Regions from separate parts of the Homo sapiens genome. Here region 2 is linked to region 1. The links are chromatin loops, found by intact Hi-C in ENCODE. Cell type or tissue: adrenal gland. All regions are shown on one strand.

Region 1 (2,500 bases):
AATCCTGTCTCTACTAAAAATACAAAAATTAGCCAGATGTGTTGGCACATGGCTGTAGATACCTGGGAGGCTGAGGCATGAGAATGGCTTGAACCTGGGAGGTGGAGGTTGATGTGAGCCGAGATCGCATCACTGCACTCCAGCCTGGGTGACAAGAATAAAACTCGGTCTCAAAAAAAAAAAAAAAGGCATACTCCTATAATTCATCATTATCATCATTGTTGCCATCACAATGACTGATATACTCATTATGGGACAAGTTCTTCACCTTCATAGGCACCATCTTGGAGGAGAAGGGGCTATGCTTCTCCAAGGTCGTGTCCAAGTCTAGTTTCTGCTTTGAAATGAGTGGAAAGTCCTCCTCTTCAACCACGGGCTGTGCCTGCCTGCTACCCCTCTTGGCTTTTTTCTTGAAGTAAGCAGCGTCACCATCTCTCCAGTTGTCCTCTTCCATTCTACTGCTGAGGGGAGCCCTGGAAAGTCACAGCCATGAAGTAACTCATCCTTGATGATGACATGGAGCCCTGGAGAGAGCAGAAACATAGGAGGTAGAGAGACCCGAGTCCAAATCCCATCTCTGACACTTCATGCTGTGTGACCCTGGGTAAGTCAGTCACCCTCTCTGAACCTCATTCCTCATTTGCAAAGCAGGACCAGTAATGCCTTCTTCCAGGGTCGTGGTGAGGATTAGAGAGAATATATTTATGCTGCTTAGCACAATGCCAATGGCAGTAATAACAAAATTGTATTTTGTTGTGCCAGGTACTGGTTAAAACAGACTAGCTCATTTCAACCTCACAGCAACCCAGTAATGTAGGTAGAATTATGACAGATGAAGAAATTCAAGCACAGAGAGGTGAAGTGACTTACCTGGGCTCACTCAGCCAGGAAGCAGTGAACAGAGATTCAGAATCTGCATTGTATCCACTATGCCATGCATTGAATAGCTGGAGTCTATGCCTCTTCTGGCGTTACATTTTTGCCTCCTAGTATTCTTTGTAATTGCCAGTCCACACTTCTCATCTCCTTTCCTCTTTTTCTTATTAGGCGAGAGGCATCTTAACTCAGCTATCTTTGTGAGGGTATTAGAAAAACTGCCTACAATTCTATATAGCTACCAGCAGGGGACGCCAAAGGATCGTGGATAAGCCCGTGCGGAGCCTTAGAAGCAAGGCGAAAAATCCTTAGGAGGCTGAATTAGGAGAGCTGGGACTTTGACAACAGCGAGAGACATGTGCCCAAGCTGGCCTGGTACACAATGGATGGAGCTTATTCCTGATTTTGCCCCTGTGGGGAAACAGAATTCGGCCTTTTTACTGGAAGAACCCTGCTCAACAGAGCGCCCAGCTGTAGTTGGTCAATAAATATTTCTGCATAAATAAATATATAGATTTGAACCAGGAGGAAGTTAAGGCAGAGGCGCCTCAATACAGACAGCAAGAAGGAGCTGTCTGGCTGGGCAGGGAAACTGAGCTCATGAGGGTCCCATGCAAGGAAGAGGCCACTGAGGTTTTGCAGCTACTTCTATGAAGGTGGGGCCAGGATAAGGAAATGCCAAGAGGTCATAGGGCACCAGGAACCTGCAACAGTGGGAGTCACGGTAGGCTGAGAAATGGCCCCTTGCAAAATATGCACTCCCTCAAAAAAAGGGGGAAGGTCTTTGCAGATGTGATGAAGTTAAGGCTCTTGGGATGAGAGATTATCCCTAAATGCCATCACATGTACCCTTACAGGGGGAGGCAGAGGGAGATTTGACACACGAAGGAGATGGAGCCAGGTGTGGTTGCTCATGCTTGTAATCCCAGCACTTTGGGAGGCCAAGGTGGGCAGATAGCTTGAGGTCAGGAGTTCGAGGCCAGCCTGGCCAACATGGTAAAACCCAGTCTCTACAAACAATACAAAAATTAGCCAGGTGTGGTGAAACACACCTGTAGTCCCAGCTACTTGGGAGGCTGAGGTGGGAGGATTACTAGAACCTGGGATGTGGAGGATGCAGTGAGCTGAGATTGTACCATTGCACTCCAGCCTGGGCAACAGAGTGACACCCTGTCTCAAAAAAAAAAAAAAAAAAAAAAGAAAAAAAGAGGAAAGCACTGTGGAGATGGAATGCAGAGAAACTTAAGGGTGTCAGCCTTGAAGACTGGTGTAATGCGGCCACAAGCCAAGGAAAGTTGGCAGCCCCCTGAAATTGGAAGGGAGAATGGGGTGGGTTCTCCCCTAGAGCCGTCAAAGGGGCCCTGCTGATAACCTCAACTTTAACGCAGCCATACTGATTTCAGGCTTCTAGCCTCCATGGCTGTGAGAAAATAAATTTGCATTGTTTTCAATATGTGTGGTCATTTGTTACAGCAGCCACAGGAAAGGAACCCAGATGCAGGGAGAGGGAGTGAGGTTACTGGGCTACTTAGAGAGGACCTGCAGACAGAGAGACGCAGCCACCAGCAGAGCCCTGGCTGGGCCTGGGGGGACTCTAACTGCCTCTTCTTACCCCTCCTGCTGC
Region 2 (2,500 bases), 660 kb after region 1:
ACTGCAGTCCTTGAATTCACCGTCATCCAAGAACAGCTTGAGACCTGTTTACTTCAGAACCAGCAAAAGGTGAACAGGTCTTTCCTGAAAGTCCTGGTTTCTAGCAGAAGATTTTAAATATAGGACAGTTGAAGGGGAGGGGTCACACAGAGGACTGGGGACCAGGAGTTGGAACTCATCAGCTTGTAAAAAGTTCTAGGGTTTGTGACCTTGGTGCCCTTAGGCATATTCCTTAACCTTTCTGAACATCAGCATCTTCCTCTATTCAAAAGGGCCCATTGCCAGGCTCATGCCTGTAATCCCAGCACTTTGGGAGGCCAAGGTGGGAGGATTGCTTGAGCCCAGTAGTTCAAGACCAGCTTGGGCAACATAGTGAGACTCTGTCTCTCCAAAAAAAAAAAAAAAAAATTTAAAGGGCCCATTGCCAGGCACGGTGGCTCACACCTGTAATCCCAGCATTTAGGGAGGCAGATGCAGGAGGATAGCTTTAGCCCAGGAGTTAAAGTCCTGCTTCAGCAACATAGTAAGACCTCATTCTCCATAAAAAGAAACAAACAAAAAGACAAAAGGGCCCATTGCCTGTCAGCCCTGGCAGGCTGCTGTGAAAGTCAAGAGAGACAGAGGAAGCAAGACAGTTCTGGAAAATGCTCAGCGCTGTGTAAGAGGTGTTCACTGTTGCACCCTGAGTGTGCCCAGACTGTCTTGAAACTTTCACCCACTCTGCCTTCTGGGCAGGCAGTTCAGGCTCCTCAGAGGTGTCTCCTTATCCGCTGGAATGCAGGAAACACCCAAAATAGAGAGCTGAGGCGTGTCTTCACTAGCTCAGCTCAACCGGCTTTTGAGGTTTGCAAAGCAAGATGAGTGCTGGGTTCTATCTTGATTGTGCCTTTGAGAGGGTTGGTCAGAGGTAAGATTAGCTATCTGGTGTCCTCTGTTCGTATGCACACACTGAAAACCCAGAGGGCAACCAAGCCAGATAGCGAGTGGCAGCACCCACAAAAATGTGTGTCCAGAAAGAAATCAAGAGGGACCAGAAGAAAAGGCAGACTCAGGTCATTTTCCAAGGGGCTCACAGTCCTGAGGGCTGGAGCCATGAGAGTCCAAGGGGGTCTGGCATCCCAAACAGGATGCTGTTTCTCAGGGAAGGAATGGTGTTAAGGAATCAACGCTGGGGGTTAATCCAAGCCGGGCCTCCCGGGAGAGCCATCTTGTGGCCACTCGAGTATGTGACTGTTCGATTATCTTCCCTTTTTTCTTATTCGAAGAGAAAGCTTTTCCCAATCCTAAATGAAACTGGATGTAATCATTGTTGAGTGGGTCAGAAGTGTTTTAGAAATTGACAAAGGGAGACCAGGTGCGGTGGCTGACGCCGGTAATCCCAGCACTGTGGGAGGCTGAGGTGGGTGGATTACCTGAGGTCAGGAGTTCGAGACCAGCCTGACCAACACGGTGAAACCCCGTCTCTACTAAAAATACAAAAAAGTTAGTCGGATGTGGTGGTGGGCACCTGTAATCCCAGCTAATCGGGAGGCTGAGGCAGGAGAATCGCTTGAACCTGGGAGGTGGAGGTTGCAGTGAGCCGAGATCATGCCATTGCACTCCAGCCTGGGCGACAGAGCAAGAGTCTGTCTCAGAAAAAGCAAGCAAGCAAGAGAAAGAGAGGAAGGAAGGAAGGAGGGAAGGAAGGAAAGAAGGAAGGAAGGAAGGAAGGAAGGAAGGAAGGAAGGAAGGGAAGAAATTGGCAAAGGGGAGAGAGAGCTGCAGGCCTGCAAATCTTACCAGGCTGATCGAGGTAATGCTAGCTCTCTAACTAGTTGGACATGTCACTTATTCTCTAACAACAACAACAAATGAAGAGTCATAATACCTTCATTTTGTGCAGAAACTGTGTGCAACTTGGCCGGGTGCAGTGACTTATGCCTGTAATCCCAGCACTTTGGGAGGCCAAGGCAGGTAGATCAACTGAGGTCAGGAGTTCGAGACAAGCCTGGCCAACATGGTGAAACCCCATCTCTACCAAAAATACAAAAATGAGCCGGGCGTGTTGGCGTGCGCCTGTAGTCCCAGCTACTCTGGAGGCTGAGGCAGGAGAATCACTTGAACCTGAGTGGCAGAGGTCTCAGTGAGCCGAGACCATGCCACTGCACTCCTGCCTGGGCTACAGAGACTTCATCTCAAAAAACACACAAACAAACAACAACAAAAAACCTATGTGCAACACACTGAGCTTTAAATATATTTTATCACTTCATCCTCATCGAAACTTCTGACTATAATCTCATTTTAGAGGTGAGGAAAGTGGACTCCCAGCTGGAGATTGTGGGTGGCCATTATAGGTTACTAAGTAGAAGAGGGGGAGAAAAAGAAAAGGAAATTGGAATGGCGTTTTGAGTTTTGGTGTATTTTTTGTGTTTTGTTTGTTTGTTCTTTGTTTTGTGTGTGTGTGTGTTTTTTTTTTAGGCGGGATCTCACTCTGTCACCAGGCTGGAGTGCAGTGGCG

Evidence for each region. Peaks named below come from ENCODE experiments on the same cell type or tissue, not always from the same donor. Only the 100,000 strongest peaks of a DNase experiment are listed, where the experiment ranks them.
Region 2: a loop joins it to region 1, with 9 times the contacts of the local background. A loop is called at or near these places in 25 of 110 quality-filtered maps.

What each region holds. Positions count from the first base shown.
Region 1 is chr12:113,979,579-113,982,078 of GRCh38, forward strand. No RefSeq gene overlaps it. Among named protein-coding and RNA genes, the nearest start is that of RBM19, 15 kb to the left of the region's middle. In adrenal gland, a CTCF peak has its summit at 1,116 (motif pointing right); no DNase peak of the experiment used is centred here; H3K27me3 peaks cover 800 bases.
Region 2 is chr12:114,636,109-114,638,608 of GRCh38, forward strand. No RefSeq gene overlaps it. Among named protein-coding and RNA genes, the nearest start is that of TBX3-AS1, 45 kb to the right of the region's middle. In adrenal gland, a CTCF peak has its summit at 1,207 (motif pointing left); no DNase peak of the experiment used is centred here; H3K27ac peaks cover 382 bases.